4 separate regions of the Homo sapiens genome follow, and regions 1, 2 and 3 are each linked to region 4. The links are chromatin contacts, found by Hi-C or POLR2A ChIA-PET in ENCODE. All regions are on one chromosome and are shown on one strand. The core of a region is the stretch at or near the end of the contact, and the rest is flanking DNA. Distances in the headings are between cores, read along the strand shown.

Region 1 (2,700 bases), core at 32-2,531, 3.0 Mb after region 4:
ACCACACCCGGCAAATTTTTGTATTTTTAGTAGAGACGGGGTTTCACCATCTTGGCCAGGCTGGTCTCGAATTGCTGACCTCGTGATCTGCCCACCTTGGCCTCCCAAAGTGCTGGGATTACAGGCGTGAGCCACCGCGCCCAGCCTTACATTTTTATTTCTAATTATAAAATCCAGATTAATCCAAAAAACATAAATCACATGTAACTGAGGTAGGGTTTTCACTTTAAGAATATATTGTTTCTATCACAATTTAAAAATTTACAGCTGTGTCTTTTATATTTATTTTTTATTTTAATTAATTAATTCCTCACTTTATTATTATTTATTTATTATTTATTTATTTATTTATTTATTTATTTTTGAGATGGAATTTCAGTCTTGTCGCCCAGGCTGGAGTGCATGCGGTTGCTCGATCTCGGCTTACTGCAACCTCCACCTCCTGGCTTCAAGCAATTCTCCTGCCTCAGCCTCCCGCGTAGCTGGGATTACTGGCGCATGCCACCATGCCCAGCTAATTTTTGTATTGTTAGTAGAGACGGGGTTTTAGCATGTTGGCAAGGATGGTTTCGAACTCCTGACCTCAGGTAATCCACCTGCCCCGGCCTCCCAAAGTGCTGGCTTTCAGGCATGAGCCACTGCACCCAGACTTTCGCTGGGTGTTAATGTGTGCGTGCGTGCAAATGTGTGTGTGTGTGTTTGTGTCCACTCTGTTATGTGCCCATATGTGTGTGACAGCTGTGGTGTACATGTGTGAGTTTCTGAGTCAAGCTACCTTGGCTGGCTCCCATCCTGGTCTCTTTTTGGCTGTGTGACCGCAGGCAAGTTGCTTACCCTCTCTGAGCCTCAGTTTTCCCTGCTGTAAAATGAGGGTACATACAGAATCCAGCTCAGGTTGTAAGGATCAAATACGTAAAAGGTGTGGAGAGTTTAGAGCCAAGCCCTACACACGGTAAGTCCCCAGTGATGTTCCTCTTTCTATGTGTGGTGTGTGCGTGTCTGGGGCTGGGATCACGCCTGGCTGCCCCAGGGCCTGCAGCCTCCCACGCTCTGGGCTCTGCAGTGGAGGGTGTGGGGGAAAGGGAGGGATGTCCAGGACACTGACCTGTGTTATCAGGCTCTGGTGGCCTGGGCAGGGGGGTCTGGCAATTCTGTCTCATTTCTCATTCGGGAAATGCTAAATATTTATAGTTTGGGCTCCTGGGCCCAGCATCCCAGCTCCACTCCCAGGCTCTGGGGGCTGGGGAGTGGTTACCAAGCCTCCTCTCTCCTTCTGTCCCACTGCCCTCTCCCCGTCTCTAGCTCAGAGGCCCCACTGGACCCTCGGCTCTTCCTTGGACTTCTTGTGTGTTCTGTGAGCTTCGCTGGATTCAGGGTCTTGGGCATCAGAGGTGAGAGGGTGGGAAGGTAGGTGGAGGTTGATTCTCACTGTGGGGAAACTCCGACCACAGCTTGGCTTGGGGGCCCCCAGGCCACCCCGCCACCCCAGGCTGAGAGTGTAAAAGGCAGCGGGTGTTATACACACGTCCCAGTTCTGGGGGGTTGCTCAATCTCTGTTGTGGGGGGTGGGGCATGTCAGTGATCGGGGACAAAGAGAGGACCCTACCCCCGGATCCTTGTGAGCCCCTGCTTGGTGTCTGAGTCCAGAAGTAAATGTGGCCATCTCCAGCCCAGAACCCTCCATGGCTCCTGCCTGACTCAGAGTAAAACCCAAGTCCTCCTCCGGGCCCACAGGACCCTTCACACTTTGCCCTGACACTTCTTACCTCCTCCTGCTTCCCCCTTCTCTCTTCCGGCCTCATAGACATTTCTGCCATTTCTTTTTTTTTTTTTTTTTTTTTTTGAGACAGAGTCTCGCTCTGTCACCCAGGCTGGAGTGCAGTGGCGCGATCTCAGCTCACTGCAAGCTCCGCCTTCCGGGTTCACGCCATTCTCCTGCCTCAGTCTCTGGAGTGGCTGGGGCTACAGGCGCTCGCCACCATGCCCGGCTAATTTTTTTTTTTTTTTTTGTATTTTTAGTAGAGACGGAATTTCACTGTGTTAGCCAGGATGGTCTCGATCTCCTGACCCCGTGATCCACCTGCCTTGGCCTCCCAAGTGCTGGGATTACAGGCGTGAGCCACCGCACCTGGCCTTTTTTTTTTTTTTTTTTTTGAGCCTTGCTCTGTCGCCCAGGTTGGAGTGCAATGGCGCAATCTCTGCTCACTGCAACATCGGCCTCCTGAGTTCAAGTGACTCTCCCACCTCAGCCTCCTGAGTAGTAGCTGGGATTACAGGCATGCATTACCATGCCCAGCTAATTTTTGTATTTTTAGTAGAGACGGGGTTTCACCATGTTGGCCAGGCTGGTCTTGAACTCTCGACCTCAGGTGATCCTCCCGCCTCGGCCTCCCAAAGTGCTGGGATTACAGGCGTGAGCCACCGTGCCTGGCCCCTTTCTGCCATTTCTTGGGTGCAATCTCCGGGCCTTTGCACCTGCTGTTCTCTCTGCCTGGAATGCTCTTCCTCTTCTCTCTCTTCCATCAGGTCTTTGTGAAAGTGTCCCTTATTCTTTATTTTATTTTTATTTTTATATTTAGTAGAAATGGACTTTCACCATATTGGCCAGGCTGGTCTCAAACTCCTAGGCTCAAGCAATCCTCCTGCCTTGGCCTCCCAAAGTGCTGAAATTACAGGCATGAGGCACTGTTCCAGTCAAGT
Region 2 (2,700 bases), core at 126-2,625, 5.0 Mb after region 4:
GCACTTTGGGAGGCTGAGGCGGGTGGATCACGAGGTCAGGAGATCGAGACCATCCTAGCTAACACGGTGACACCCCGTCTCTAGGAAAAATACAAAAAATTAGCCAGGCGTGGTGGTGGGCACCTGTAGTCCCAGCTACTCCGGAGGCTAAGGCAGGAGAATGGTGTGAACCCGGGAGGCGGAGCTTGCAGTGAGCCAAGATCGCGCCACTGCACTCCAGCCTGGGTGACAGAGCGAGAATCCGTCTCAAAAAAAAAAAAAATAGAGTGACCAGGGCTGCAGGGTGGGAGGTGAGTGGAGAGAACGGAGCAAAACAGAGTCCGGTTCCGAGATGAGGGTGTCTGGAGTCTGGGGGACCCAGGGAAGGGAGGAGGGGGAGGCAGAGGATGGGAAGGTCTACCCCCCAGGCCTGGACTATGCTGGGCAGGCGGGCCTGGCTCGGTGCCCATCTCTGGGCAGGGAGCACAGGGTGAAAGCAGATCTGGAGGGAAGATGTGGCATTGGATGTTAGAAGGTGCAGATCTCCAGGGGGCTGTGGGAGGTGCACATAGAGGAAGCTCAGAGTGTGTGTCTGGGCTGGAGACAGGATGTCCTTGGTGTCTGCTCAGAAGGGAGGTGCACGGTAGTTGAAGGCCCCTTGGGTAAAGACAGGAGGAAGTATGGGGAGAAGCTAGTCCCAGCTGCAAGGCAGACACCTGGTTGGGGTGTGTTTCATCTCTCATGCCACTGTACTCCAGCCTGGGCGATAGAGTGAGACTCTGTCACAAAAAAAAAAAAAAAAAAAAAAAAGACAGGGTCTCACTCTGTTGCCCAGGCTGGAGTACAGTGGCATAATCATAGCTCACTGCAACCTCCAGCTCTCAGGCTCAAGCCATCTTCAGCCTCCCAAGTAGCTGGGACTACAGGTTCATGCCACATTTTAAATTTTGTTAGAGATGGGGTCCCACTAAGTTGCTCAGGCTGCAGACACTATTTGAAATGAACTCATCTGATCCTGCAACAGCCTTGTGAGGTGGGTCCTCTTAATTCCTCTTTGACAGGTGAGGAAACCGAAGCCCAGAGAGGTTAGGACACTGGCCCAAAGTCACACAGCCTGTGAGCCGCTGGAACCAGAACCTAGGAGCTGTGTTTCTGCTTTCGTGCAGACAGATGCATTTTCCTTTAATACTTCACTTTTTAGATGCAGAAGGGCAGGATCAGGGAGGTGGAGCGACTTGCCCAAGGTCTGGCAGTGAGTTAGTGGCCTTCCAAGCCTGTGTGTCTGAGCAAGGCTATGGGCTCTAGTTGAGAACGGGCAAAAACAGCGGTCTTGAAGGAAGCCTGCCTGATATCCGTGTCAGTGAGGATGTGGGCTGCCGGGCTGGGCGGTGGAGGAGGGTGGCTGGAGATAGGCTGGGGCATGTCAAGTCTGAACATTTAGAGTATGAACTAGACATAAGACAGCCCTGACTGGGCACGGTGGCTCATGCCTGTAATCTTAGCACTTTGGGAGGCTGAGGTGGGCAGATTGCCTGAGTTCAGGAGTTCGATACCAGCCTGGGCAACACGGTGAAACCCTATCTCTACTAAAATACAAAAAATTAGCCGGGCGTGGCGGCGTGTGCCTGTAATCCCAGCTACTCGGGAGGTTAAGGCAGGATAATTGCTTGAACCCGGGAAGCAGAGGTTGCAGTGAGCCGAGATGGTGCCACTGCACTCCAGCCTGGGTGACAGAGCGAGACTCCATCTCAAAAAAAATAAAAAAATAAAAAAATAAAAAATAAAAGAAATAGCCCTAACCCCACCCCCTTGTGACATCCCCAACTAGGCTGGACTTCCCCCATGTCTGCAACAGGCTGGGGCATCCTCCGGAAATGAGTGCGGGAGGGAGGCCAGGGCTGGGCCAGCAGAGTTGGGGGAGGGGATGGGAGTGCAGGGCTGGGGACACAGGAAGAGGCTGCAGGAAAAGAGGGGCAGTGTCCAAGCTCAGGGTCTCGGGACCTTTGGGGTTTCTGCCTTGTCCCCCTGCAACTCTGGAGGAGCAAGAGGCCTGGGGTTTCTCAGTTCTTTCCAGCCCAGGAGTCCCCTGGGGTGGCTCAGGGAGTGGGGACTTCCCTGGAGGAAAGGACCATGGAGTGAGCATCTAAACTTTTGCATTTGACTCAGAGCTTTGTCTCTTATTTTGTAAAACCCCAGTGTATGTGTGATATGTGTGCACTGACTACAAAAAAAAAAAAAAGAAAAAAGAAAGAAAAGAAACCTAGGCCAGGCACGGAGGCTCGTGCCTGTAATCCCAGCACTTTGGGAGGCCAAGGTGGGCGGATCACCTGAGGTCAGGAGTTTGAGACTAGCCTGGCCAACATGAGAAAACCCCATCTCTACCAAAAATACAAAAATTAGCTGGGCTTGGTGGCGGGTGCCTGTAATCCCAGCTACTCAGGATGCTGAGGCAGGAGAATCGCTTGAACCTGGGAGGCAGAGACTGCAGTGAGCTGAGATCATGCCACTGCACTCCAGCCTGGGCAACAGAGCGAGACTCAGTCTTAAAAAAAAAAAAAAAAAAACGAAAAACCCAAAAAACCTACTATCCCCATATATAACCAATTTGTGCTGTGCACCAACAAGAACCTGCTTTAAATTTCCATTGCAATTTACAACCCCCATATTATACCAGGCAAGGTTAGTGGCTGTTGAAAATACCACCAGGACAGGGCTATCTAA
Region 3 (2,700 bases), core at 37-2,536, 3.3 Mb before region 4:
ATTTTACATTTTTAGTAGAGATGGGGTTTCTCCATGTAGGTCAGACTGGTCTTGAACTCCCAAACTCTGGTGATCCTCCTGCCTCGGCCTCCCAAAGTGCTGGGATTACAGGCATGAACCACCACGCCAGGCCTTACATGGCTCTTTCACAGTGCAAACATAAAGTTTGTCTGCCAATCTTTCCTTTTGTGAATCGGGCTTTTGGTGTCAAGTCTAAGAACTCTTTGCTTTGCCCTAGATCCTGAGGATTATGTTTTACATTTGAATTCATGATCCACTTTGAGTTACATTTTGTACGAGGCATAAGACTTTTAGTTCGAGGCCCATGTTTTTCCTATGGATGCCGATTGCTCCAGTGCCCTTTGTGGAAAGGCTTTCCTTCCTCCTGAAATACTTTTGCACCTTTGTCAAGAAATCCACTGGGCAGATCTGTGTGTGTCTGTTTCTCAGATTCTACATTCTGTTCTGTGCATTACTGTCTGTGCCCGCCCCCTGCCAATACTCCACTGTCTTAACTACTCTAGCTATAGAGTCAGTCTTGAAATCAGGTAGACTGACTCTTTCCACTTTATTATTCTTTTTCAGAATTGTTTTAGCTTCTCTGCCTTTTTTTTTTTTTCCGAAGATGAAGTCTTGCTCTGTCGCTCAGGCTGGAGTGCAGTGGTATGATCTCGGCTCACTGCAGCCTCCGCCTCCCAGGTTCAAGTGATTCTCCTGCCTCAGCCTCCTGAGTAACTGGGATTACAGGCACCTGCCACCATGCCTGGCTAATTTTTGTATTTTTAGTAGTGATGGGGTTTCATCATGTTGGCCAGGCTGGTCTTGAACTCCTGACCTCAGGTGATTCACCCACCTTGGCCTCCCTAAGTGCTGGGATTACAGGTGTGAGCCAGAGTGCCTGGCCCTGTAATACTTAAATTACTAGTGAGATGGAACATTTTCTTTCTAACTTTGCTGCATCTCTTCTTTCTGAATTGCCTCTCTCTTTGCTCATTTTTAATTGAGATGTCTTTTTCCTTGTGATTTGGAAAAGCTCTCTTTTCACTTGCCAAGTCTTCTCCTTCTCTTGGTAACATTTACCTTAGCTCTGCTGTAGAAACCTCTGATGGAGCAGTTGGAGAGAGCTGCCCATCCAGTCCAGGAAGGTTAGACATACCCCAGCGTTTCCCTGATGCCTTTTGAATGTTTTGAGTCAAGTCCCAGTTCTGCCCCGTGCTTGCCACATGACTGAGCCAGGTTATCTCACCCGCAGAATGTGGGCCGGCCTGCTGGGAGGGCTGGGCTCACATTGGGTGATGGTTGTGCAAGGCCTGTGGGGGCCTCTAAGGGGAAGGCAGAAATGGAAGGATTATCAAGCAAGCTCTACTCCGGGCTATGTTTTTGCATCCATATGTTTTTCTAAGTAGGAACTCAGACTGAGATGTGTTTCAGTGTTATATGCCTAACTTCCTGCAAAACTTGGCAGTGGCATTGAAAAACATAGCCATTATGGGGTCTCAGCTTTCCTGGGGAAATGGCAGGTCATCGAAAACACTGGCTTTCAAGTCCATTTATATGCTCAAATTGAGTGTTGCCTTTTGACCTCTTCTGTTTAATAAAATGCTCCAGCACGTCATCACGGACGTGCATTTTCCCAGGCCAGCATATGCATGAGGCTGTCCTGTGGTCCGGTGCACAGCCCTGTGACACCTGGGCTGTCATTACAGGGTGCACAGTAGGTGAGGGTCTGACTCCAGGACCACCTATCCTGGGTGCTTCACTGACTGTTGCTCATTGGCTGTTGTGGTCCTGAGTAGGGCAAACTCAGTTTCCCCACCTGTCAACTGGACTAGTAATATTACCTGCCCTTTAGCGTTGTCGGGAGGATGAGAGGTACTGGATAGGAAACAAGGGATTATAGGTACTTCTCTGAACATTTTACAGTGAAAATGGATTGCTTTCCAAAAGTCATTTTGAACCAAGGCTGATGATCATTGGTTTGTTTTGCACAAGAGCGCGTACTTTGCTAGCAGAGTGAGAGTGAGAGTTTGGGCAGGAGGCAGCCAGGCATGAAGATGTAGGAGGCGTCCTGCCCTCGGCCACGTGCGGGGATCAGAGTTGGGTGAACCCTGCTTAGGAGTCGTTAGAACACAATCCTGAGACAGTTTCTCCTCCGAGGTGGTTCTGCTGGGTTTCTCCATCTCAACTGCTGTTGTCCTGGGTTACAGTTACAGGCGCTTGTGTGAATTGCGGTGTTTTAAAGCCTTCAGAGCAGAAGGATGTGAACTTGTCCTTCTCCTTGTGCCCCTCTCTCTGTCATCCCACTTGTAAATTGTTTCTGGGCTGGAGGATAAGTGAGGAGGCCACAGGAACTTTGCATGTTGTCTCTTAGCATTTTGAGTTAGGAAGAGCAACTGAAAGACCGAGCTGAAAGCTACACTGAACCTCATCAACAATTCACACACTGCAGAGGCGAAGATGGCGTCTTCTCAGCACAGTGGGCTGGGTCAGGAGAACACATCGGGTCAGCTCTGCTGCACTTCCTTCCATTCCTACGGCCATCCTGGTGCCACCTGCAGCCTCTTACGGTGCAGGCCTCATCCCCTGGTGCGTCCCCTCTCTGCTGTTGCCTCGGGCTTGGCCCCAGGCTCACTTTGGGGTCAGACATGGGTGGGCAGCTCCAGAGGCTGCTCTCAGCATACAGAGGGCTCTTTCCCAGTA
Region 4 (2,700 bases), core at 175-2,674:
TAGCGGCCGGCGGCGGGGCTTCCGGGGGGGGGGCGCGGAGGGGCGGGGCTTTGCGCTCCGGCCACGCCCCTCCCCATCCCCGACCCGGGCAGCCGGAGCAGGCTGGAGCCCCAGGCTTCCTGACTCGCATTCCAGCCGGGTGGGGGAAGAGGAGAGTTTCACTTCCTTCCCTCCAGGGGCCAGGAAGGCGTGACGCCAGGAAAGCACCCCGCAGCGGGTAGGGGCGACCTGAGGGCTCCCAGGGACGCCATCTCCCAGAGACGCTGCAGAACGACCCTGCATACACAGGAGACGACCCGCTGAGGCCCCCTTCATCCCATCTCTCCTCTTCCCAATTATTTCCCCCATACAAGGCCCCCTCCCAGGTTATTCCTGACCCCTGCCCCACACTGATCTTCTCAGGCCTTGGGACACCCTCCCGTCCCGCCCTTCCCCCGCACGCTGGGAACTCAAAAGTTATTCCCCCCTAAAATACCCTTCCCAAACTCGTCCCCATTCAACGATGGTGCCAGACTGCGACGACCTGCCGAAGACGCAGGCCGTCCCCACCCCGCTAACCTTACCACGGAGACCCCACAATGATTTCCCCAGCCCAGGCGCTATCTCTGAGACCCCACGCAGCAACTCTGACGCGCAAGGGGGCGACCCTCCGAGGACTCCCTCAGATAACCCGCCCACCCTCCAGGGGAGACCAGGCCCCCTATCACTCAAAAAAAGTGCTTTCCCGAAGCTCCCCAACACACAGCGCCACTGTCACACATAGGGACGACCCTGAGTCCCTCCGCTGATATTCCTGGCCCCTACCCAGACGGAGACCCCACACACAGAGGGCCCCCCTGGAGACCATCCTCAAAGCCACCACCCGCTACCCCCAGGCTCGCACCCAGAAAGACTCCGCGCTTCTGAAGAAACCCACCTCCACGCACTTTCTCAAAGGTGACCTCCCCCCGCTGCTGGCATATCTGGGACCCCCTCACGACCACCTCGCCCCAAGGCGACCTCGAAGTGCCCCCAACTCCGCCACTTCTCAGGAAAGAGATTGGGAGAATGCGGCAGAACTCCCCGGAGGAGCAGGCCCGCTCCTCACCGCGCCCCCGCAGGGAGAAGGGAGGACCACCTCTCCCCCAGACCCTAGCCAAACCTGACACTCGGGACCCTGGGATGGGACGATCTCCCAGGTGCCAGCTCAGGGAGTCCATGAAAAGCTTCAACGAATCGAATGAGCCCCTTCCCCAGCCATAATACCCAGCCGCCAGAGATGAGGGAGGCTATCATTATTTACATTGCCCGTGCCTGGAAGGGAAACTGAAGTTGCGCAGGAACAATCCGAGGAACTGGGCCTTGAACCGAAATTCCGAACTCGGACCCGAATAGGCCCAGACAGAACTCCGACACCGCCCCCTACGGTGCGGCACGAGAGGGCTAAGGGGCGGGGGCATGTGCACCGGAAGCTGCCTCTGCCCACAACCAAGATGGCTGAGGAGAGGGCGGAAGTGTCCGCACGTCGGGCCTCCGAGGCTTCTCTTTCTCCCCTGGCGGTCCGGCTCTCGATGGTGGCGTGACGGGGGCGGGGGTGGCGGCGCGTTCTCCTCGGTTGGGAGGGAACCAGCCCGCGAACCCAGGCCGGGAGGGGGGTTCGGCCTGGGGGGGAAGGGACTGACATGTCTCTCGAAGACCCCTTTTTTGTAGTCCGAGGGTGAGTGACAACGACGGGGGAGGGCGGAGGGTGCTCTGTACCCAAGCCAGCCAGTGCCCGGGTGCCGGCCCCAGCGTGCCCGGCGGGCTGGGCAAGGCCGTCGGGGTGCAGAGTGGGAGGCGCACGCAGGGGTATATAGGGGTCTCCGGAGTCCCCCATGCGTTTGGGTTTGCAGTCGGGGGCAGAGGCAGGCGGGAGGACCGCCTGCCCCCAGCCGCGCCCGCCGTGCCCCTGCCCGCAGCGAGGTGCAGAAGGCGGTGAACACGGCCCGCGGGCTGTACCAGCGCTGGTGCGAGCTCCTGCAGGAAAGCGCGGCGGTCGGACGCGAGGAGCTGGACTGGACGACCAATGAGCTGCGGAATGGCCTGCGCAGCATCGAGTGGGACCTCGAGGACCTGGAAGAGACCATCGATATCCTGGGGCTTTGTGGCAGAGGGTGGCATGGGAGAGCCCATTGCGGTGGCAGCCCACCTTCGGGTAGGGCTGGACCCCTAGGGACGGGGATGATATCTGGCTCCGGCCTTGACCCTTGACTCTCAGCCCACGTATAGTGGAAGCCAACCCAGGCAAGTTCAAGCTCCCAGCCGGGGACCTGCAGGAGAGAAAGGTGTTCGTGGAGCGGATGCGAGAGGCAGTCCAGGTCAGGAAAGGTCCTGCAGGCGGGGAGTGGGGGAAGGTTTGAGTGTGTTTTTTTTTCTTTCTTTCTTTCTTTTTTTTTTTTTTTTTTGAGACAGAGCCTCGCTCTGTCGCCCAGGCTGGAGTACAGTGTTGCAATCTCGGCTCACTGCAACCTCCGCCTCCCAGGCTCAAGCGATTCTTGTGTCTCAGTCTCCTGAGTAGCTGGGACTACAGGTGCCTGCCACGATACCCGGCTAAGTTTTGTGTTTTTAGTAGAGACGGGGTTTCACCATGTTGATCAGGCTGGTCTCGAACTCCTGACCTCAGGTGATCCACCCGGCTTGGTCTCTCAAAGTGCTAGGATTACAGGCGTGAGCCACCGCGCC

Evidence for each region. A loop is a pair of places that touch in the nucleus more often than their neighbours do. ChIA-PET counts read pairs that join two places held with the same protein, here RNA polymerase II (POLR2A). Pooled maps may share reads with other maps.
Region 1: a map with no recorded cell type shows a loop between it and region 4 (22-fold over the local background). The contact joins the promoter of ANGPTL6 here to the promoter of IER2 in region 4. A Hi-C loop is called at or near these places in 2 of 37 single-sample maps with no recorded cell type and 8 of 50 pooled maps.
Region 2: a loop to region 4 is called in a pooled map, with 5 times the contacts of the local background. The contact joins the enhancer-like site here to the promoter of IER2 in region 4. A Hi-C loop is called at or near these places in 1 of 50 pooled maps. POLR2A ChIA-PET finds 5 or more read pairs at or near these places in 2 of 52 experiments (GM12878 and activated B cell).
Region 3: a map with no recorded cell type shows a loop between it and region 4 (6-fold over the local background). The contact joins the enhancer-like site here to the promoter of IER2 in region 4. A Hi-C loop is called at or near these places in 2 of 37 single-sample maps with no recorded cell type and 3 of 50 pooled maps.

Annotation. Positions count from the first base shown.
Region 1 is chr19:10,101,259-10,103,958 of GRCh38, reverse strand. ANGPTL6 (angiopoietin like 6) reads left to right here and starts at 1,281. Exons shown (of 6, transcript NM_031917.3): 1 at 1,281-1,391. RefSeq lists enhancers at 1,102-1,151, 1,222-1,271.
Region 2 is chr19:8,193,311-8,196,010 of GRCh38, reverse strand. No RefSeq gene overlaps it. Among named protein-coding and RNA genes, the nearest start is that of CERS4, 15 kb to the left of the region's middle. RefSeq lists enhancers at 456-555, 1-791, 1,166-1,215, 1,656-1,775, 2,066-2,155. Within about 2 kb of position 1,375, at least 16 of the 41 ENCODE cell types and tissues checked have a DNase peak (open chromatin) inside an H3K27ac peak, as active enhancers do; they include GM12878, where a contact is called at or near this core.
Region 3 is chr19:16,445,682-16,448,381 of GRCh38, reverse strand. The region is part of intron 1 of EPS15L1 (epidermal growth factor receptor pathway substrate 15 like 1); the gene reads left to right. Among named protein-coding and RNA genes, the nearest start is that of EPS15L1, 25 kb to the left of the region's middle. RefSeq lists enhancers at 2,432-2,491, 2,602-2,681, 2,416-2,700. Within about 2 kb of position 1,286, at least 32 of the 41 ENCODE cell types and tissues checked have a DNase peak (open chromatin) inside an H3K27ac peak, as active enhancers do.
Region 4 is chr19:13,149,135-13,151,834 of GRCh38, reverse strand. IER2 (immediate early response 2) reads right to left here and starts at 1,424. Exons shown (of 2, transcript NM_004907.3): 1 at 1,283-1,424. It overlaps STX10 (syntaxin 10), which reads left to right and starts at 1,460. Exons shown (of 8, transcript NM_003765.3): 1 at 1,460-1,696; 2 at 1,938-2,107; 3 at 2,242-2,336. The coding sequence starts at 1,662. RefSeq lists silencers at 1-149, 1,700-1,859, 1,900-1,949 and enhancers at 1,290-1,359, 1,380-1,579.